2 separate regions of the Mus musculus genome follow, and region 1 is linked to region 2. The links are chromatin loops, found by intact Hi-C in ENCODE. Cell type or tissue: heart. All regions are shown on one strand. Links, peaks and the distances in the headings refer to the core of each region. The heading gives the core; the rest is flanking DNA. Region 1 has its middle 29 kb from the start of Zmiz2. Region 2 holds the start of Tbrg4 (transforming growth factor beta regulated gene 4).

Region 1 (11,542 bases), core at 2,354-10,353, 260 kb before region 2:
ATTCATCAGCTGTCGGGCATGGAGGCTGCCTCCGCTTTATAGCCTTTGCAGACAGGGCAGGGTTGTGGATGTGCAGGTATCCCTGCTGTAGAGTAGAAGCCCAGGAGCAGAATGTCTATATCATATGAGAGATTTGTTTGTTTTAAATGTAAGAGTGCTCTATCTGCATGACATCTACATGCCAGAAGAGGACATTGGATCTCTTTATGGATGGTTGTGAGCCACTATGTAATTGCTGGGAATTGAACTCAGGACTCCTGGAAGAGCAGATAATGATCTTCACTGCTGAGCCGTCTCTCCAGGCCCAGTACTATTATTTTTAACTTTGAGAAACCAAAGTTATGTTCCTATCAACTATGTATAAGGGTTCTCCATCCCCGCATGCATGGCAGTGTTTTCTGTTATGGGTGGTTTTGGTGATAGACACTGTTAGGACTATCTCCTTGTGCACTGTGTAAGGGTTGTCTTTGTACTATTCAAATGCAGATTTCTGTACCAGCAGAGAGTTGAGTACAGGCAGCACTAGACTTTGGTATTGTTATTTCTAGGTGTTTTGTAAACATTCTCCTCCATCTTCAGATTGGTCAATAAAAAGCTGATCAGCCAATTAGCTGGGCAGAGGGGATAGAAAGACTGGACTTCTGATTCTCGCCAGGGGCCACGAGTGGAGAGGAAGTAGAAAAGGACCAGGAGGCGAGAAGACGTGGAGAGACCGTGTGGTGGGAACAGTAGGGTTTGTCATGAGGTTGCGATCAAAAGAGTGGCCATGAGGACACACATGGACCAGAGCAAGCCAGGGCAAGGGCAGATTGGCAAGTAATGGGGCATTTGTCTGGGTATTAGCTGCCTTAAAGGGTTAGAATAACTTAAAACTTACCCAGCCAACAGTTCTAACAGCCAATAGTGCCAACAGCTTAATAATAAAGGTCTCTGCGCCATTATTCAGGAGCTAAAACCAACTAGAGAACATGTAGAAACACCACCCAACAGTTACTTAGAAGCAAAAGGGGCACTGAACACCATTCATACTGAGGTCAGATGGATTTTTTTTTTTTTTTTTTTTTGGTTTTCTGTTTTGTTTTTCAAGTCAGAGTTTCTCTGTATAGCTAGCCCTGGCTGTCCTGGAACTCACTTTGTAGACCAGGCTGGCCTCGAACTCAGAGATCCACCAGCCTCTGCCTCTCACGTGCTGGGATCAAAGGCATGCAGCACCACCACCCAGCTAATGAGATTTTATGTTTAAGAGGGTTTTGGCTGCATGCATGTCTGTGTACCATGTGCATCCCTGCTGCCTCTGGAAAAAGTGTAGGATCCCCTGGAATGGGAGTTACAGATAAGTTGTGAGCCCCATGTGGGAATTGAACCCAGGTCCTCTATGTAAGAGCAAGAAGTGTTCTTAACAACTGAGTCACCTCTCCAGTCCCAGATGGAATTTTAAAGTGGTTTTAATCTGCATTTCCATAATGCCTAAGGATATTGAACATTTTAAAAATGTTCCCTAGCCCTTTTTCTTTCTTCTTTTGAGAAATGGGTTTCATTCTGTAACCAATTTTTAGATTGTATGTTTTCTTAGTGTTCATTTTTTTGTTGTTCATTATATATTCTAGACACTAATCCTCTCAAGTGTAAAGATTTTCTCCTTTTTAGTGCAATCTCCTTGCCTGGTGGTCATCAGATCTAGGGTCTCCCTGGCTCCACCTCCCTAGCTCTGGCATTACACACCTATACGATCAAGCACAGCTCCATAGCCCAAGTTCCAGAGATGGACCCCAACCTCATGTTTATAGGCTGATTACAATATCTCCCCAGCCCCTGCCTGGGGGTTTTGATTATTATTGTTAGTTTTTGTTTGGTGTTTGGGGGGGGGCCTTATTTATTTATTTATTTATTTATTTATTTATTTATTTATTTTGGTTTTTCGAGACAGGGTTTCTCTGTGTAGCCCTGGCTGTCCTGGAACTCACTCTGTAGACCAGGCTGGCCTCGAACTCAGAAATCCGCCTGCCTCTGCCTCCCAAGTGCTGGGACTAAAGGCGTGCGCCACCACGCCCAGCTGGGACCTTATTTTTAATGCTGGTTCTTAAACACTTTAACCTCCCTTTAGCCCACCACCACAAGAAGTGGAAAAGAAAGGATATGGGGGCAGTGGACCTGTTTAGAGAGGTTCTTTGGAACAACTCACGTCCGTGTTATCTAGAAATAAGCAGTTCAGTTCACAGGTCAGCAGCAGCAGCTCTATCCACTCGTAACACTTCACGGATGCACCAGCAGTCCAGTTTGGTAGAGTCGGGTTAGCAACAGCGGTGACAGGACCTAGCAGAGACAGCCAGGCCTCAGCCTTGGCTCGAGTCAACAGGAGGGACCGACAGGAACGCCAGGAGAAATTCTCTACTGTGCCTCAATAGGTATCTTGCCTCAGTACATGTATCCAGTCAGCCCTGAGTCCCCAGAAGCAACAACAAACTACAGCACACCACTAGAAGTTTTCTGGTGCATTTCTGTCTATAGAGTTCTAGACAAATGCAGCTCAACTGTGCAATGTAAGGCAGACCAATACATGTGTGTTGTTAGCAAAGAATCCTTCATCGCATGTCCTGTCCTGTGCTTGCTTTAGTAGCACATCCTTTCCCCAGTGTCTGCTTCAGTGAAACATTTCTTCAGGAGTCTGCCTTAGCCTTTCACACTTGTGTCCACTTTAACAAAAAGTCCCTTCGTGTGTTTGCCCCAGCAAAACCCCATCCAACTGACTTTCTAGAGAACCCTTAAGTTCCCACTTCAGGGCGTTGTGGGATGCATAACTTACACTTTGTTTGGAGATAGACTTGGTCACTGTTCTATTGCTGTGAAGAGACCATGACCAAGGCAGTTCTCATAAAAGGAATCACTTAATTGGGAACTGGCTCACAGTTTCAGTTTAGCCCATTGTCCCCATGGCAGTGAGCATGGCAGCCTGCAGGTAGGATTCCTAGGTGTTAAGTTTCAAACCTGGGACAAAAGGCTGAGGTACCTATTGAACAGATCAAAGCCTCCAGGTTCTCTCACCTGGCATCCCTCAGTGCCTATCTGTTACAGGGCCCTCCTCACTGCAGACCTCCCCCCCCCCTTCCCTATATAATCCAACCATTTTAGTTACCTCATCTTTTTGACTACTCTATTTTGGGACTCCTGGCTGCTGTACCTGGTTCCTCTCTACGCCCTCTCTTTCCCTCTCCTCTCCTCTCTCTTCACTTGGCTCAAGGACATCTCCACTTTGGATTCTCCCAGATGTCCCTGCCTCTGGCTCTGCTCTCCCTCATATCTACAATAAACTCCTCCTCCACCACCATGTCCAGTCATGTCCTGAGTTTCTGACTCTCCTGAGGTGTGTATGGATCGTTTGTTTCTGCTGGCTTCTACCAACCACAAAATGTGATTCCAGATCCTAGAGTCTGATTGTTCAGCAGCCACTTGACCCGTTCTAACCATTTGCCTACCTGCTCTGTCTTCCTTTGTGCCCTTCTGGGCCTGTACCTTGAGAGTTTCCCTGCTTCCCCCCAGGAGCTGCCTGCTAAGCATCTTTTTTAAGTCCTCCTGGGACCTTGTCTCCTCTCCTTGTCTGGGTCATAGGTGTCCCTCTGCTCCTGGAGCCTGCTACACTCTTGAGTCACCCGCCATATGGACAGCATTCTACACCCATCTAGATCTCTCTACTAAAGACCCTCACTGGCTCCCTTTCCCCAGCATTCCCCTGGTTGCCTGCTTCAGCCTGCAGCTCCCCAGCTTGCTTCCACTCTCAGCTCTCTCTCTGGGCTTATAGAAGCACCTCCCTTCCCTCCCCTGCCTCTCCATGTGGTGTTCCCCTTTGCCATCCCCCCCCTCTCTTCCTCAATAGACTCAGATTTTATTAGTACAGCTTGACCTTAGTACAGATCAATGACCCAAAATTAGCACACTTGATGTCCACGTTCTTGTAGACTGTAACAACTTCTGCCACAAGCAAATGACTCCAGAGCCTCTTATCTCTAAGGTTCAACTTCCTACTCTCAAAAAATCTTTAATCCCTGTGATTTCTCTATACTCTGCTCTATAAATAAATAAATAAATAAATAAATAAATAAATAAGATACGATGCTATAAACTATCTCAGGATTTGTAAATTCATTGGGTATGGTTTAAAATTTATAAAATCTGTAACAAAACTTGGCTTAAAATTTATAACTAGGGCTGGTGAGATGGCTTAGTGGGTAAGAGCACCCGACTGCTCTTCCGAAGGTCCAGAGTTCAAATCCCAGCAACCACATGGTGGCTCACAACCATCCGTAACAAGATCTGACTCCCTCTTCTGGAGTGTGTGAAGAAAGCTACAGTGTACTTACATATAATAAATAAATAAATCTAAAAAAAAATTATAACTAAAGATTTACTACATAATTCAGCTCTTGTATATGTAACTTAGATTTAACCCTTGCTTAGAAAAATAGATGTTTTTAAATAGCAACAGAGAGACTCTGGAATTGGTATAGACTTTAGAACCTCAAAGCACACCCCCAGGGCACACCTCCTAATCCCTTTAATCCTTTCAAATAGTACCGCTCCCTGGTGACTACGCATGTGAATATGAGTTTATGGGGCTATTCTCATTCAAACCACCACCGAGATCAGCCTCTACCTCCCCAAACCCCCTCTTTCCCTGTCGCAGAGATGGTGGAACTTTCTTTGTAATCAAGGAAGACTGTCTTAGTTAGGGTTTTATTGCTATGAAGAGACACCATGAGCTCAGCAACTCTTACAAAGGAAAACATTTAATTGGGCTGGGTTAGTCCATTATTGTCATGTGCAGGCAGACATGATTCTGGAAGAGTAGCTGAGAGTTCTGCGTCTCGATCCACAGGCAGCAGGAAGAGTCAGTGAGCCCACGCTAGGCCTGGTTTGAGCTTTTGAGACCACAAAGCCTGCCCCCAGTGATACACTTCCTCCAACAAGGCCACACCTCCCAACAGTACCAGTCCCTATGGGCCTATGGGACCATTTTCATTCAAACTATTGCAATGGCCTGAAGTTCTCAGTCTTCCGGCTTCACGTCTCTCACTTAGGACCACATCAGTATCTGTCAATGGTCTTGCTGGGATTTTCCCAGTGTCATTCTGAGCCATCACCCAATACCATTCTTCCTTTCTCAGAAAGATGGCAACATTGCTTGTCCATTGCCTTGTCTGTAAAAACAGATCCGTTAACCAGCTAGGGAGGGATGAAGATATCATATCACATCTTGGCTGCTGAGTGAGCGGGCAAGGGTTAGCTGGTAAGTGGTTGGCTTTTTAAGGATGCTGACAGACATTAGTAAGTAGGAGAATGTACTAAGAAAGAAGAATAACATTTTTGCCTTTGAGAACTTTTGGGGGAGGGAGGAGCTGAAGAGATGGCTCAGTGGTTAAGAGCACTGGTTGCTCTTCCAGAGGATACTGGTTCAATTCCCAGCACCCACATGGCAGCTAACAACTGCCTGTAACTTCAGTTCCGGGGATCTGAATTCTGCATGTACATGCTACACAGACATACAAGCAGACAAAAGAACCATACACATAAAATAAAAATAAATAAACGAATAATTCTTTTTTAAAAAGAGAGAGCCTTGCCAGGCAGTGGTGGCGAATTTCTTTAATCTGAGCACTTGGGAGGCAGAGGCAGGTGGATTTCTGAATTCAAGGCCAGCCTGGTCTACAGACCTGTTAGTTCCAGGACAGCCAGGGCTGTACAGAGAAACCCTGTCTCGAAAAAACCAAAGAGACAGAGGGAGAGGAAGAGAGAGCACCTTACAGTGAAGTTAGATAAAACAGTGCATGTATACTGCTTGCTAAGCAGCCCGACCTGACTATTGGGAAACGCCCTGGGGTTTCCAGCACAGGCTTCCGGTAAGACAGGAAATAGTGAACAGCCTGGGCGAGATGTCGGGCTGTCCTTATAAAGTGAGTTTTCCGTGCATCGTTTCGTTTCCAGCAGCAGGGGGCAGCACAGAGAGCAATGCAGCTGGAGCGTGTGGCCAGGCGTGGGTAGGGAGCAGCAGGTTAAGGGATGAAGGCAATCAGAAGACTAAAGATTCAGGACATTAGCAGTTTGCATTTAGACACAGGACCTCCGAAGGTAATTGAAGCCAGGAAAATCAGCATGAAAGGAGAGAACAGTGAGGTAAAGAAATAGCTCAACGGTTAAGAATACTAAGTGTTCCTCAGGACGACCCAGGTTGGGTTCAATTTATCCACATTACCAGCCCCAGGAATCCCGTGCCCTCTAGCCTCCATGAGCACAGCACACAGGACAGAGTACACATAAACTCAGGCACAAAGACATACACCTATAAAATAAATCATAAAGGTCAATAAATATTAAACTAAAGATTAACAGGATGGAAGGAACACAGTCCAGGGTGGCCTAGAGAAAGGAAGTAGAAAACGGATGACAGCTGTTCCACTCTCCACTACAGCAGTCAGGAAGGATGCAGGCCAGGACTGCGCTCTCTCTCAGCCTTGCCCACAGGCCCTGAGGGAATAAGGGAGGCAGTTAATGACAGGCGTGGAAAAATAGGGACTCTCCGGGTTCTGGGAAAGTGGGGAGACTGCTATGGTAAGGTAAGAGTCCCTGATTCTCCGAAGAATGTCTCCCAGACTCAAGAAGTGTGCAAACTCAGAGTATTTTATTCTGAAGACCAGCATGCTGGGTTTCCCATTACCAAGATAGAGACAGCAAGTGAGCCTGCATGCCTGAGGTAAAGCACATTAGGGAATTCCGGGTAGGTGACCCCTATGGTAACCTGTTGGGTCCATCTCTATGGACATTCCATTACCAGGATATGGGGGCTGAAAACTTGCTGGGGAGGTCTGGGAACTGTTACTGAGGAGTAGCTGAGGGAGTCTGGAAACTGCTGCTGACCCATTCTCCCTGCCTCAGGCCAGGCGGCTGGGACATTCTGTTACCTGGATGGGAAGGCTGGAGCCTGGGGTGTTTTCTATAAGTAATTGACTTGCCTGTGCTTGCCTGGACTTGCTCACTTTTTAGGCCTAGACTCCTTAACTGCCAGTTTTAAGTCTGTCATGGACTCACCCTAGCCTTCTCAGTACAAAGATGCAGACTGTGGTGGGCTGCACGGGAGGGGGCAAGGGGGGGGTTAGACACAGTAACACAGTCCACATTACTGGAATGGTCAGGAGCACTCAACAGGCCCAACCTGTTAGACCCGTTCGGTCTCTGAGGCCTGGTCAGAGGTCAATAAGGTCAAGTCAGTTTTCAAAACAAAAGACTTTACTTGTATTTTGTGGGTGAACTTTTTGCTGGGAAGAGTAGAACCATCACAGTGTGGTCCCCATGCTTTCTCAGCCGACTTAAACCAGCTAGCACAAACCTCCACGTTCACTTCAGAACATGACAAAGCAATTCGACTTTAATTTGTTAACTTTAACTCCTGAATGCATGCATGAGAAGTAAAGGCAAACCCAGATAGCCATACTGAATGTCATTTCGAAAAATATGAAATATGCTAGTGCAGTTCCTGTGTCAAACCAAGGCATTTCTGTGTGAAAAGACAATTGGCTTACAAACCCAGATGTTTGGCAAATATTTAAAAAGAAGCGATGGGCGCCGGGCAGTGGTGGCACATGCCCTCCAGCCGTTGGGAGGCAGAGACAGGGGGATCTCTGCAAGTTCAAAACCAGCAAAGACGACAGAGCAAGTTCTAGGACATCCAGGGCTATACCTGTCTAGAAGAAGAGGAGGAGGAGGAAGAAGAAAAACAAGAGGAAGAATGTTGGAAACGTCCTGCGGCTCACATGAACTGGGTTCCACCTGGGAGGCAAACTGGGGCTGAAAAGAGAGGGGAACTAGGCCGAGAGAAATGGAGCCAAGACAAGGTTCTGATCAAGGCTCAAATGTTTAATGGCAAATGCGCTTATAAAGGGGGGGAAGGCCCATTCCCACCAATTCATCCTTGGAGCCCAGCTGCATGTGACCACATGCAGGATAGGGTGTAGTCTCAGGAATTGCTCGGCGGCCTCCCCACAGGTAGCAGTATCTTGAAGAGGAACAACGGCAGTGGCAGAACAATAGAATGATCTAGGAAGGCTCCATTTTAGGTAATCTCCTTAGTGGCAGAAAAGGTCAATGTCTGGCTCAGCCTGCTTCAGGCTTGGGGGAGGCTACAGAAGAAGTGGTGAGATGGCCACTTCAAGGGAAAAAACTGAGAGTTTCTATCATGCAGATTCAAGGTTTTGTGAGAAAATAAGAATATGGAAAATTAGTGGGGCGGTGATGGCACATGCCTTTAATCTCAGCACTCGGGAGGCAGAGGCAGGCGGATTTCTGAGTTTGAGGCCAGCCTGATCTAAAAAGTGAGTTCCAGGACAGCCAGGGCTACACAGAGAAACCCTGTCTCAAAAAAAAAAAAAAAAAAAAAAAAAAAATCAGTACAAAAAGAAAGAAGGGGTGGGGTCAACCCCTTTAATCCATCAGGCCTTTGTTTTTTTTTTATTGTTGTTGTTGTTTTGTTTTTTTGTTTTTTTTAGATTTATTTATTTATTATATGTAAGTACACTGTAGCTGTCTTCAGACACTCCAGAAGAGGGAGTCAGATCTTGTTACAGATGGTTGTGAGCCACCATGTGGTTGCTGGGATTTGAACTCTGGACCTTCTGAAGAGCAGTCGGGTGCTCTTACCCACTGAGCCATCTCACCAGCCCCCATCAGGCCTTTGTATAAACAAAGGTTTTACTGGCTGAGAGAGGAAGGATTAAAATATTGATATAAAGTTTTACTAGGTGGGAAAGATAAAAGGTTTGAGTTTAGGGCTGGAGAGATGACCCCATAGTTAACTCACTGGCTGCTCTTTCAGAGGACCAGGGTTTGATTCCCAGCATCCTATAGCAGTCCACCACCACCTATAATTCCAGTACCAAGGGGCTCTGGCACCAGGCATGGTGATGCACATTTTTAATCCTAGCATTCAGGAAACTGAGGCAGTTGGATCTCTGTAAATTTGGACCTCTGTTTGGCCTATACAGTGAGGTACAGGACAGCTGGACTGTATAAAGAGACCCCGTCTCAAATAAACCAAAAAATAAAAAATAAGAGGATATATATTCCTTGTTAACATAAGTTTTACAGTATTTGGCAAAAAAAAAATGTATATTTGACATTTCTTTAAAATCCCTTTCCTAACTTTAAATATATTGTTTGTTGTTTTTTGTTTGTGTGTGTTTTCTTTGGTTTTGTTTTGTTTTAGCTTAGTCTTCCTCTGTAGCTCTAACTGGCCTTGAACTCAGAGATCTACCTGTCTCTGCCCCTGGAATTAAAACCACCAGCAAAACTTTCCTTTTTTTTTAAGCTTTGAGACATAGTTCCACTAAGTTCCCAGACTAGTCTTAAGTGCACCTCAAGGTCTGGTTTATTTTGCCTCACAGTTTGAGGGCATCACAGTGGCAGGAGTATGACACAGCTATGCATATTGTGTCTACAGCCAGGAAGCAGAGAAGAGTGAATGTTGGTTCTCTGCTTACCTATTCCCCTTCAGAGTCTTCTGTAGTTCTGGTTGGCCTGGAACCCTCGACATAGACCAGGCCAGCCTTGAATTAATAGATATTCACAAGCCTCTGCCTCCTGAATGCTGGGAATAAAGGCAGGTGTCACCATACCCAGCTCTTTCCACACCCATTTCCTGTGTATGTTGGCTTTGCACATGTGTGGGATGCACAGACGTGTGTGTGTGTGTGTGTGTGTGTTTATGGAAACCTGAGGTCGCTGTGGTGAATCAATAGCTCTTCTACCTTATATACTAAGGCCCAGTCTCTCACTTACTAACAGCTCACCAAGATGACTAGTCTTCCTAGCCATCCTGCTCTGAGGATCCCTTGACTCTGCCTCCTGAAGCCAGAATTACAGCTTGGCCTCCAAGCCCACCAGTCATTTACATGGTATGAGAATGGGCACAGTAATGGGCACAGTGTCAGCACCAAACCAGACCACTCCATGTGTAGAAAGAAGGGTTTATTGGGGATCAAACTGCCAACATGTCTCCTGGCAAGGTCAAGGGGATGCTGAGAGAAGGAAAACAACAGAAAACCAGAAGGCTTTTGTTTGGGAGTCAGCAGATGGACATCTTTGAGCTGGTACTGGCCGCTTTGGGAACTGATGCTTTTACCCCAGGTAGATGGCTTGGGGGGTGGATGAAGAGAGGCTCCAGGTAAACACAAACCCAACTTTAGTTCCCAGTAACGATCCTTCTGTTTACCTGGCCTAAATCATGCTTAGGACATTGTCACCAGCACTGCTATTTTGGGGGACCGCTTTGGATATAATCATGGGTTCTGGAATCTGCGTTCCTGGTAAGCACTTTAACACTGAGCCATCTCTCCAGCCCACTTTTAGTCTTGTTTTTCTACCTGAATCAACTCAATCTAGAAACTCCCTTAGGGGCGGCAAATGTTGGGCGTGACTGTCCCTACAATGTACGAATTTCCAGTCTCTGAATTTCCAGTTGTTGATTCTGTCCTGCAGAGAGCTAAGTGCTGGCAGAATTCTGGTATTGACATGTTTATGGCCCATCACCAGATTTTCTATTTTGTACATTTCTGTCCTTCCCCTCATTCCTAAAGGCAATCTAATCGATGTATCAGAGACTGTCTTGCTGCTGATAGGTTGTAATAAAGATCTGATGGCCAATAGCTGGGACAGGAAGTACAGGGGCAGAACTTCCAGGGAGAGAGAGTGATGCAGAGAGAATGATGCAGAGAGACACACGAGAATCGAGAGTCGAGACAGAAGGGACCAGACATGGACTGGACCAGAGCAGGGAGGTATAGAACTAGTGACATGGCGAGTTGTAGGCTAAAATAGTTGGGCTAAGTTTAAACATTAGCTGGGAGACAGCCCCAGCAAAATGCATAAGCTTTAAACTATATTAGTCTCCCTGTCTTCTTTATACACAGGGCACATCTGCAAAAGCTCCAGCAATAGGCATCCCCCAGGGTTGTCTCCTGGATGATTCTAGATCTTGTTAAGTGGATGCTCATCATGAACTGTCATAGCAGACCTGCACCACGGGGCCCTTTTCACAAGTGCATGCAATGTCCTTCAAACATCTGTCTTCACCAGGTGACCACCTTCTTTATGCCTCTTCATCCCCTGCCAGTGCCCAACCCCACCCCTACGGTAGGCTCCTCTCTCCTTTAAAAAGATAGTGTGTGTGTGTGTGCATGTTGGAGATGTATATGTGGGGCACACAGCACACATGTGGAGGTCAAAGGGCAGCTCTGCAGAATCAGGTTCCAAGGCTCACACAGCCCCTCTACCTGCTTAGCTGTAACGCTGGCCCAGCTCCCTCCCACATTTGCAGTTGGCTTTTTGTTTTGTTTTGCTTTGTTTCTAATTCTACCCGTGACTCATCTTGAGTAATATATAAGAAGTGGAGTTAAGGTCAGGGTTCTTTTTTTGGCCACATGTATCTAGCAGTTCCAGCACCATTTGACAAAAAGACCAAGGCTTCTGTATTGATTTGCTTCTTGTTTTGTGTTGTTCCTGG
Region 2 (11,542 bases), core at 1,241-9,240:
CCGAAGTCCTGAAAAGAAAACGGAGTATTACAGGACACCATGACAACGGCAGGAAGACCCAGCGATTCTAAACAACTGCCCTCAATCATTACAGCCATTACATATGAGACAGCACTTTCTGAAGCATAAGTCTCGGGAGCTTCTGCTTCAGGAGAGAGTGGTCAGATAGCACAGCTCGGCATTCAGCCCCGGACGCACCAGGCCTGGTTGTACTTTCAAACTCTCCAGGTCCTCCTCAATGCTTCCTTCATGCAAATCTGGGCACGTTTCTAATTTTAAAGGAATCCAGGATCAAAAAATTATTGGCTTAAATATTCTAAGTCGAACGATTCTTCCAGATAACCAAAATTCAGTCCCTAGCATCCTCATTGAGGGACTCACAACTGCCTGTAACTCCAGCTCCAGGGACCTGACTCTCTCCCGGGCTGTGTGCCTGCATGTGTCCCCGTGTTCACTTATATACATAGAAAGAAACAAGACTACAATTACTTTACATAGCTAAGGATGACCTTGAACTTCTCTATTCCTCTTGCGGCCACCTCCCAAGTGCTAACATTAAAGATAGCCAATCACTCCTGGTTTATTCAGTGCCGAAGATCAAATCTAGGCCTTTATGTGAGCTAGACAAGCAGTTCCAACTGAGTCACACCCCAGAACCCTTAAAGCAAAACTCACAAATTGAATCGATCACCGCAAACAAGCCCTAACACCACCCAGAGTCACCACCTTGCCAATCTTAATCCAACCCCTACAATACAGGCTCTGTTCCAACTACACTTCACACTTTTATCTCACAATGCAAAACTGGCTACTGCGTTCTCTGCCAATCACAGGGCACGGCATTGCCTTTTTCTAAGTCCTGCAAAATGTTACCTTTTTCGAGAACACGCTACATAACCACATGACGTTTCTTTCGGCAAGTCTGCCAGTCTTGTTCCCTAAGGTGAGATAGAACCAAATGAGACAAGTTACTGGACTTTGCTTCAACTAAAGGAGAAAACACCTCAATTTTTTCTGCTTCCGGGATTCGGGTATATAGCTAGCTTAATTTTACTGTTATGTGAACACATTACTGCAGCTGTAAAAAGATTAGCTTAATTATACTTACACGGAAATAAAATATGGTTCAGAAGGGGGACATCTGCCCAAACCCAATATCCATCACTTACTGAACCCAGACAGTAAAGAAGCGCTGGAGAGCCGGGCGTGGTGGTGCACGCCTTTAATCCCAGCACTTTGGAGGCAGAGGCAGGTGGATTTCTGAGTTCGAGGCCAGCCTGGTCTACAGAGTGAGTTCCAGGACAGCCAGGGCTACACAGAGAAACCCTGTCTCAAAAAACCAAAAAAAAAAAAAAAAAAAAAAAAAAAAAGCACTGGCAAACTACCGATTTTCAAGACCTGCGACTAAGTAAATATCGACCCTGAAACCTAAAATGCAGAAACACGAAAAGTGACTGGCAGGGGACGCCAAGGGTCACTGCGGGCAGCGGAGCTTCCCGGGATAGGCCTCGTGTCTACCGCGGGCCGAGGAGCGCGTGCGCAATCGCAGCCCGGAACCGAATTTGCAACCGAACAGCGCCCTTGGGGCACGGTGTCGAGAGTCCCTTTCCTGGCTCCCCCCACAACAGCCCCGCCGGTCCTTACTAACTGCTGCCCTTCCCAGCCACGCTTCCCGTCTCGGATACCCACGTTCAGAAACCCGGTCTCTCCAGGACGCCAGACTGCGGCGGCGATCACCCTCACTGACCTCCATCAGCCTACGGCCTCCACGCGGCCTGGCGCGCTCACTGACGTCACTGGCGCGCCGCCGGAAGCTAGGTGGCCCAGTGCTCCCGGACGGAGGCCACGCCCTCCGCCCCTTCCGCAGTCGCCATCTTTGTTGCGCTCAGGCTTCCGGTACTGGGAAGTGTAGTGAGATCCTGGTCGTGGGAAACGTAGACGGGAAGGAGAGGGTGAATTCTACACGGCAGGGCACGTCGGGCCAGAGTCTCCTACTTGTGCGGAGTTTGGGTAGCGACTCTGATGTCAGCCCGTTCTGCCCCACTCCCTTGGGCCTTTCACAGGTCCTGTAGGAGAGGCGTGAGTTGGGACCGCCGTGTTGACTTTGGGGTTCGGGGCGGGAAGGCATTGCCAGGTGTCGGGTAATTACAGAGAAGCGAGTTGTAGCTCCAGCTGAAGGTCTTTTCGGAAATGCAAGCAGTTTGTCTAGATTAAACAAGTAAAGGACATACCGTATACAACGGCACACCGATAAATTGCTGTAATCTCAGTAATGGAGGCAGGAGGCCGAGGGCTAGCCTGTACTACTGTGGAGGCCCTGCATCAAGAAGCAGAATAGCCGGGCGTGGTGGCACACACCTTAAAACCCCAGCCAGGAGACAGGAAAAAGGATCTTTGAGGTCGTGGCTAGCTTGGTCTACATACCAAGTTTAGGACAGCCGGGACGACCTGGAGAAGGCCCTGCCTTAGCGCACGGCAGGACTGAGGAGATAGTACAAAATGCTGGGTAGGATGGTTGGGAGGTGAGTTTTCCCAGTAATCCCAGTGCTAGGAAACCACAGACGGCATCTCTGGGACAAAGGTGTATGTGTGCATGAAGAGATCACAGGAAAACTTGGGGAAATTTGTTTCTTCCAATCATGTGGGATCTGGGAATTGAACTCACAGTCAAGTGGCCCCTAAACTAACTGTCTGTTTTCCTAGACAGCGTTTCTCCTTGTAGCCTTGGCTGTTTTGGAACTCGCTGTGTAGACCAGGCTGGTCTTGAACTCACAGAGATCCCCCTCCTTCTGCCTCTGGAGTGCAGGACAAAAGACATGCCCCACCCCCACCCCCAGGTCCCCACTAAGTTATCCTGCTGGCCCTAATTTTGTAGAAAGGAAAATTTAACTTAAAATTTTCCTTGAAAAATCTTTATGTTTGTAAGAGTGTATTACTTCTCTCCTTTGTGGCTAAAATCAAGCGTAAACGCTGGTTCTTGTTAATAAAAGATTGCTGAATTATCCAGGGAAGCTTCTCTTGCTTTAGCCTTACAGTAGCTAGCATTATATTGCCACACTAGCTTTACCTTGGTGGTTCTTGTTTAAGAGTCTCATGCTGAATTCAAAATTTAGCTCAAAAAGGTCAGAGATAATATAGATATAAAACTCCTAAGGGGAAACACATTTTTACTATCTTGGATTAAACAGTAGTTTCTTAGTAGGAAACCAAAAGCAAAAATGACAAAAAGGAAAAACAAACAAACAAAACAAAGATAAAATGGACCAGAAAGGAAATGAAGGGTTGCAGTGGTGGACATACCACCACAGCCAGCTGAGAATGTATAAAATTCTTAGTGCTGGGACTGTTGTCTTGGAGGCCTACTGCCTCTGTTTGCTAAATAGGCCTAGTCCTGGAAGCTTCTAGCCTCTGTAGAATCTTATCTAGGCCTAGAATGTTTTCAGCCTCTGAGACTTGTTGCTGAATAAGCTCACCCTTTCTAGCTTCTTTTGAGCTGGTCAACTCAGCTGTTCTGGCTCAAAACTCCTCTCCACACTCTCCACACTCTCCACACTGACTGATTCAAGCTGGCTTCTTTCTTGGCCTCTTGACTGTTTTGCTTGAACTCCTACTAACTTTGGCAATCTGTTGTAATCTTCTGGGTCCTCATTCTCTGGCTCCTGTCTTCACTTGTGTCTAATTTATTCACTCGGCAATCTGCCTCTGTACAACTGTCGCAGTAAAACCGCTTCCTTCCTTTTCTCTGCGCTGCCCCTCAAGTAGCTTCCCTTTCCTCTTGTGAGAGTTGGGCAGATCATATTCTGTCAGATCCTTCTCTGATTCTTCACTTCACCTGCCACTCAATTAGGTAGACATCACTTTCAAACATGGGTGCTTCCTTCTACAAACTTACTTTACTGTCATTGTTTGGGATTAGAGCTGTGTGCTAAGAGCTGCCACAACTACAAACAGGTTTTCCAGTAAGTAACACAGTCTTAGGGTTCACAGTGTGATCAGATATTCTGTAACAGTGAAAGGCTGGAGCCTCTGAAGACAGCACCTCCACTCAAGGCTCCTTAAAGCTGTGAGCCACCCTCATCTCATGCCTATACCTCGCCACAGTTCCTGGAACCAACCCCAGGCTAGACCAGGTGCCAGAGGCCTTGTAGCCCCAGGACTATGGCAGCTAGAAGTATGGGAATGGGTTCATTTTCTCTGCCAATTAAATAATTAAGTAGGAAAGATGTGTTATTGGGGATCTTGGGGAACCCCAGGAGAGCCATTCTATGGCGCCTAGGGAATCAGGGTTCTTCCTTAGGGTTATTAATAAAATAATTTAGGACATACACACAAATGGAAGCCTAGGACAGTTAGAGTTCAAAAAGAAAACCCCGGGGCCGGTCAGCCATAAACCTCAAAGCTGCCTGGGGACTGGAGAATAGCCCTGCAGCTTGAGCTGGGCAGTTCACAGGTTAGCCACCGGGTGGCAGGCATCCATGTGGCCGGGAGCTAGAGCCATGCAGCTCAGATAGGGTCAGCCACCATGTTTGTCAGGCAACCTTGTGCTGGGGAGTAGAGCTTTAGGAAAGGAGCAAGGAACCCCAAAGTGTTAGGGGATTTAAGATGGACTTTGGCCAATGTCTTTGTTAGGTTGCTATCACTGTGATAAAAACCATAGCCAAAGCAACTTGTGGTTTACTTGACTCACATCACACATCATCATCAAAGAAAGGACAGGAGCTCAAGGCAGAAACTGGAGCAGAGGCCATTGCTAGGGTTGGTCTTGTGCAAGATATGCTTAGATGCTGCTGAGTTCTGTGACCAGGATCAGGTTGTAATCTGGACATGGGCATTGTATTGACCAACGTGCTGTAAAGAATGCTTTTTTTTTTTAAGATTTATTTATTTAATGTATATGAGTACACTGTAGTTGTCTTCAGACACACCAGAAGAGGGCATCAAACTCCATTACAGATGGTTGAGAGCCACCATGTGGTTGCTGGGAATTGAACTCAGGACCTCTGGAAGAGCAGTCGGTGCTCTTAACCACTGAGCCATCTCCCCAGCCCCAAGAATGCTTCTTAAGGCTTACCCTGACTCTGTTGCCTGCCTGTGGATATTGTTCCCCTAACTGGGTTGCCTCATCTGGCCTCAGTGGGGAGGAGGTGCCTAGTCCTGCAGTGACTTGAGGGAATGGAAGAAGGACCACTGGTCCTAACGTGAATGGTGTGGATGCTGAAACTGAACTGGCCTTGAGCTCCATGCACAGGTGACCTGCTGAGCCACCTGAGCACACAGTAGCCAGCAGAGCTACTGCACCTCCTCACCTCAGACCCAAAAGGCATAGTCAGGAAGCAGAGAGAAATGAATGTTGATGGTCAGCTATATTTTTTATTTTTTTTTTGCAGGGTGGGGGGAGAGGGTTAGAGACAGTCTTTAGAGCAGTCCTGGCTGCCCTGGAGCTCACTGGCTGGCCTCAGACTCAGAGATCCTCCTGCCTCTGCCTTTTGCATGATGTAATTAAAGATGTGTGTGAGATGGCTCAGAGGTTAAGAGAACTGGCTGCTCTTCCACAGGTCCTAAGTTCAATTCCTGCAACTACATGGTGGCTCACAACCATCTATAAGGGAACTGGTGCCCTCTTCTGGCCTGAGGGTGTATATGCATCAGAGCAGTCATACTTTAAATTAATAATAATAATAATAATAATAATAATATGTGTGCCACCATGCCTGGCTTTGACTTTCTTCTCTTTATTTATTTTGGTATTCCAGTCCCCAGAATGGTGTTCTCCACCCCTTCCCTCCCATTCACATGGGTCTTTTCTCCTTGTTAAAGTCATCTAGAAACATCTTTTTTTTTTTCAGTGTATGAGAAGAACAATTTTTTTTTTGTTCTTTTACCAAATTTGTGTTTTTCTATTTGACAGATATCTATACTTTTTCTGAGTCCCAAATGGAAGTGAAATTATTTCTCTTCCTTCTTTCTTTCCTTCCTTCCTTTTAAAAATTATTTACTTATTTTATGTATGTGAGTACACTGTAGCTGTCTTCAAACAGAAGAGGGCATCAGATCTCATTACAGATGGTTGTAAGCCACCATGTGGTTGCTGGGAATTGAACTCAGGACCTCTGGAAGAGCAGTCAGTTCTCTTAACTGCTGAGCCATCTCACCAGCCCAGAACAATTATTTTTTATTGGATGTTTCCTTTATTTACATTTCAAATGTTAATATCCCCTTTCCTGATTTTCCCTCCCCAAACCCCCTATCCCATTCCCCTTCCCCCTGCTCACAAACCTACCCATACCCACTTCCTGGCCCTGGCATTTCCCTATACTGGGGCATAGAGTCCTCACAGGACTAAGGGCCTCTCCTCCCATTGATGACTGACTAGGCCATCCTCTGACACATATGCAGCTGGAGCCATGAGTCCCACCATGTGTACTCTTTGGTTGGTGGTTTAGTCCCAGGGAGCTCTGGGGGTACTGGTTGGTTCATATTGTTCCTCCTATGGGGCTGCAAACCCCTTCAGCTCCTTGGATCCTTTCTCTAGCTCCTTCATTGGGGACCCTGTGCTCAGTCCAATGGAAGGCTGTGAGCATCCACTTGTGTATTTGTCAGGCACTGGCAGAGCCTCTCATGAGACAGCTCTATCACGCTCCTGTCAGCAAGCAGTCTAGAAACATCTTAATCAGCACACCTTTGCCTCCCAAGTGCTGGGATTAAAGGCCACCACTGCCTGGTATCTTTTTTTTTCTAATGATTTATTTATTTTATATATGTGAGTATACTGTCACGGTCTTCAGACACATCAGAAGAGGGCATCAGATTCCATTATAGATGGTTGTGAGCCACCATGTGGTTGCTGGGAATTGAACTCAGACTCCTGGAAGAACAACCAGTGCTCTTAACCACTGAGCCATCTCTCCAGCTCCTCCATGCTGATTCTAAATTCAGTCAAATTAACAATTAAAATTAATCTTCCCAGTATTTGGCCCTTAAGATGGCAAAGCCATGTGACCTTCCCTTTATTATGACTGGTAGGAGGCAAGAAAGGAGAGACATGAACAAATATCTACTCAGCCCAGATAGGGAACCAATGATGGATCACAGTAAGAGACTGCCAAAGTCCAGCTTGATGAAACAATGAGTGTTCTTTGGGTTACTCATAGCAGTATGAGTGAAGGTGTCTTAGTTACTTTCCTATTGCGGTGATAAGCCACTATGATCAAGACAACATACAGAAAGAGTTTATTGAGAGTTTACTGTTTCAGAGGGTTAAAGTCCATGACCATCATGACAAGGAGCATGGAAGTAAGCAGGCTTGGCACTGAAGCAGTAGCTGAAGGTTTGCATCTTGATCCACAGTAGGAGGCAGAGAGAGAAAGAACCTACACTGGGAATAGCATGGACTTTTGAAACCTTGGTGACACATCTCCAAAAGGTCACAGCCCCTAGTCCTTCCCAAAGAGTTCCACCGGCTGATGACCATGCATCCAAGCACAGGAACCTATGGGGCCGTTCTCATTCACACCACCACAGAGGGTTACTTACAGGAGCAGAAGTGACTCGAGACGACTTAACTACCGAAGCCCACCCTAGTGTGAGCAACGGCTCATGAAAACTGGGAACCTGGAGCATACTGTGCAGCAGGTAGGCAGCTCCATGGGCTGGGGAGGGTCCTTTACAAGTAGCTTGCTGGTCTGAGTTTTTTTCCATATGGCTTACTGGCCCAAGAGTGTCTTTCAGCAGTTTTTACTGCTTATATACATTTGAGGAAGGAGGAGCCTAGCACATGTGATCAGTTTCAGAAACTTCCTGAAAGTTTTGTGTTGTTTACTTCCTGAGTTTTAACTAGCTTCTCTGCAGGATGGAGCTTTTGAGTTTTAGCTGGCACCCCTTTTTAGAAAATCCCATGACTTTCTAGGATTCTCTCCAAGATGGAGGATTTTTGTCTCAGGGGAAATTGCTATAAAACACTACCCTAGTCTGATCCAGTTCATTTGAGATGCAGCCAAATCATAGCTTCAGATGGGTGTAAGAAATATTGTTTTGTGTTTTTCTACCCAGGTAGCTAGCCTAACAAGGACCCATATTTCCCAAGTCCCCTCCTCCCTCTTTATACCCATTAGCTAATTGCGTCAAATGTCAATCCCATCAGTTATGAAGTTGAGCTCCCACCAACGGGAAGAAACACAGTCACCATTTACATCAGAGATGAGAGCTGGAGGCCATTTTGGCTAAGAGTGCTGCTTTCTAGCCTGGTTTGGCTTCTGATGCATGCTTCTTTTTGCAGAAAAGAAATTGCCTTGCCCGTGCTGACTTCCTTTTGCTTTTTTCATGTGCTTCTTTGTGTGACAAGATGTTTATCTTCCCAGCATAGAGACTTGAAAGGGTGGTTTCCATAGCTTCAAATGGGGACTGATCATATGGGAACTTCTGCAGGTTCAGATGGGCTGGTCACCACAAAGACCAGGCACAGGATTAGTGTGGGCTGGACCTCCCAGATCAACTCATGACCTCCAGGTACGAGAGAGGGGATGGTGGCTGAATTCAGTCACCGACAGTCAGTAGTTTAATCGATCATGATTATGTAATGAAACTTCCTAAAAGCTCTGGACTTGAATGATGAGGAAGATTTCTGGTGTGCCTGGTGGGTGTCTGTCCCATAGGGACATTCCTGCATCTTCCACCCCTTGGCCCCTCCTTACTTCTCTTCATCTGTGTGGGGTTTTGAATAAGAGTGGTCCCCTTAGGCTCAAAGATTTAAATGTGTGGCCATTAGGGATTGGGAGGTATAGCCTCATTGTTGGAAGAAATGTGTTACTAGGGGTGGCCTTTGGGATTTCAAAAGCCCAAGCCAGGCCCAGTGGCACCCTCTCTTCATGCTGCCTGTGGGCTCTGATGTAGAACTTGCAGCTCCTTTTCCAGCACCACATCTGCCTATGTGTCATCAGGCTTCCATCTTGATGATGATGGACCAAACCTCTGAAAATATAAGCCAATTAAATGTAAGCCCCAATTAAATTAAATTAAAATCTTATAAGAGTTGTCATGGCCATGGTGTCTCTTTATGGCCATAGGTCATCGAGTAAGACAATCTGGCTACTCTTGATCTCTGTCCTTCATGACCCTTTATAAGCTCAGTGCTTGAAGTGCTTTTATGAGTTATTCTAACGGCTTATTTAACTTGAAGGTATTTCTGGAGTAATTAGTGTCAAGGCCTGGGCTCTGGCAGTCCTAACAAGCCAGGCTGAGCCACCTGCCCTCAGCACACCAATTAACGATCATTTAGTAGTTACAAGCTGAGGAACAAATAAAGAGGCCCATTGATTCCCTAGCTCCATCTTTGAGGTCCTGGGTGAGGTTTAGACTTACATAGGGGACAAGAGGCATACACAGCTGAGCAGCCCTGGGCAAGATGTGGTCCCGCCCATCACTGACCTGACATTGTCTCTTCTCCAATCTATCCAAAGGTAAGGTGGTCTGGTAAGCTGTCAGCATATGTGAACTCTCCTCTTGGGAAGTTTGCATTGCTGTGATAATGACCATGATCAAAAGCTACTTGTGGTGAGGAAAGGGCTTATTACAGTTACAGTTGTAGTCCATTTTGAAGGGCAGGAATTCAGAGCAGGAACTGAAGCAGAGACCATGCGGGAACTTTACTGGCTTGCTCACCCTGACTTGTTTCGCCTAGTTTTATTTACTTATTTTCTAATATACCTACAGGGCTACCTGCCCAGGGATGGCACCACCCACAGTGACCTGGGTTCTCCCACACCAATGACTAATCAAGACAATGTCCTACATGTCTACAAGCCAATCTGAGGGAATCTCAAACGAGGTTCCCTCTCCCTGGGTGACCTTGGCTTGGGTCAAGTTGACAGAAAAACAAAACAAAAATAAAAACAAATAACCAGCACCAGAGACAGATTTCTCCTGACTGGACAGAGCTTCCGCCCTTTGATTCTCCCAGAGTGAGAATGTCTCAGTAGCCTGATAGCCAAAGGGAGGGGTCATGAGTCTCTCTTTAGAACATCTCTACTTCTAGTTACAAAGGGACGGTGGAAGTGGGGCGGCGCTAGACTTGGAGCTGGTATCTGAAGCTGGAGTCTGATGTGAATCTGGGCTGATTGTCAGCATTGGCAGGAGCTGTGCGTTATGCTGCTTGTCTGAGTGGGGCACACATGCCTTGCTGGAGAGCCTATACGATGCTGGCTGGGAGCTGTGTCGGTGCATGGCTGACCTTACCCTGTGCACTCGATTACTACGCCTTGCTTCCTCCACGCTTCCACGTTAGCTAAGGCTTCAAGGCCTTGACTCCCAATGCTGGCTAGTCTTCCATCAACTTTACATAAAACTAGTTATCTGAGTGGATGGAACCTTAATTGAAGAAATGCCTCCTTAAGATCCAGCTGTAAGGGGCTGGAGAGATGGCTCAGTGGTTAAGAGCTTTGACTGCTCTTCTGAGTTCAAATCTCAGCAAGCACATGGTGGCTCACAACCATCTGTAATGGGATCTGATGCCCTCTTCTGGTGTGTCTGGAGACAGCTACAGTGTACTTACATATAGTAAATAAATAAGTTTAAAAAAGAAAAAAGATCCATCTGTAAGACTTTTTTTTTTTAACTAGTTATTGATTGGGGTGGGAGGAGCCCACTGTGGATGGTGTCATCCCTGGGCTGCAGAGACCACAGTCTTGGGTTCTATTAGAAAGCAGGCTGAGCAAGCCAGTAGCATCTTCCATGGCCTCTGCATCAGCTCCGGCCTCCAGGTTCCTGCCCTGTGTGAGTTCCTGTCCTGACTTCCTTCAGTGATGAATGACATGAATGTATTAACCAAATAAATCTTTTCCTCCCCAACTTGCTTTTTTGGTCATGGTGTTTCATTGCAGCAGTGGAAACCCCAATTAAGACAAGCCCCTTGCAAACTCAGCTTCTCTTCTGTCTGGGGCTGGGGCTGGTCGTACCTTGGAAGGATTCAGATGCAGACGATGCCCATTTCTTTCCTGGTCCTGAGGTCTACCTTGGTCCCACAATCTGGATGGAGTTTGGCTGTAGCTCAGCAAGCCTGAGTCAGCATCCCACCCTCCCATGCTTGCTCCTCACTACTGGGAAATCACCTGTGGCTGTCTTGCCACCCTGGAGATCCTAGGGTAATGCAGGCCTGTGCCTGCTTTGTCGTTCCTTCAGGAGCTCAGGACAGACAGACAGACAGACAGAGACATAAAGCCAAATGGATTTTTATTAGCAGCAGATTGAAAGCATTATGTTCTCTCTGGATCCAGGAGTGAAGGGTCTTGCTGTATAGACTTGGGCTGGTCACTCCCGACAGGCAGGGATGCCAGGGCCGGCTGCTCACTGAAGGGTTATCACTGTAGGGGAGATGGATGGGGATGAGAGGAGGGAGGTCACCTCTGCTTCTAGCCTAGTCAGGCCCAGCATTCCAGGGACCTGAAGGCTGGAGACCTTTACTGGCTTTGCAGGTGAGTGTGTACAATTCTTTCTTTCTTTTTTTAAGATTTATTTATTTATTTTTATGTGTATGAGTACACTGTAGTTG

The links. Peaks named below come from ENCODE experiments on the same cell type or tissue, not always from the same donor. Only the 100,000 strongest peaks of a DNase experiment are listed, where the experiment ranks them.
Region 1: a loop joins it to region 2, with 4 times the contacts of the local background. A loop is called at or near these places in 3 of 42 quality-filtered maps.

What each region holds. Positions count from the first base shown.
Region 1 is chr11:6,360,178-6,371,719 of GRCm38, forward strand. No RefSeq gene overlaps it. Among named protein-coding and RNA genes, the nearest start is that of Zmiz2, 29 kb to the right of the region's middle. In heart, for the core only: a CTCF peak has its summit at 5,975 (motif pointing right); a DNase peak (open chromatin) is centred at 5,964; H3K4me3 peaks cover 284 bases; H3K27ac peaks cover 970 bases.
Region 2 is chr11:6,624,276-6,635,817 of GRCm38, forward strand. Tbrg4 (transforming growth factor beta regulated gene 4) reads right to left here and starts at 1,792. Exons shown (of 12, transcript NM_134011.3): 1 at 1,690-1,792; 2 at 874-938; 3 at 1-8. It overlaps Wap (whey acidic protein), which reads right to left. Exons shown (of 4, transcript NM_011709.5): 4 at 11,208-11,354. The coding sequence ends at 11,338. In heart, for the core only: CTCF peaks have their summits at 4,454 (motif pointing right) and 5,617 (motif pointing left); DNase peaks (open chromatin) are centred at 1,816, 3,626 and 4,466; H3K4me3 peaks cover 1,673 bases; H3K27ac peaks cover 1,567 bases.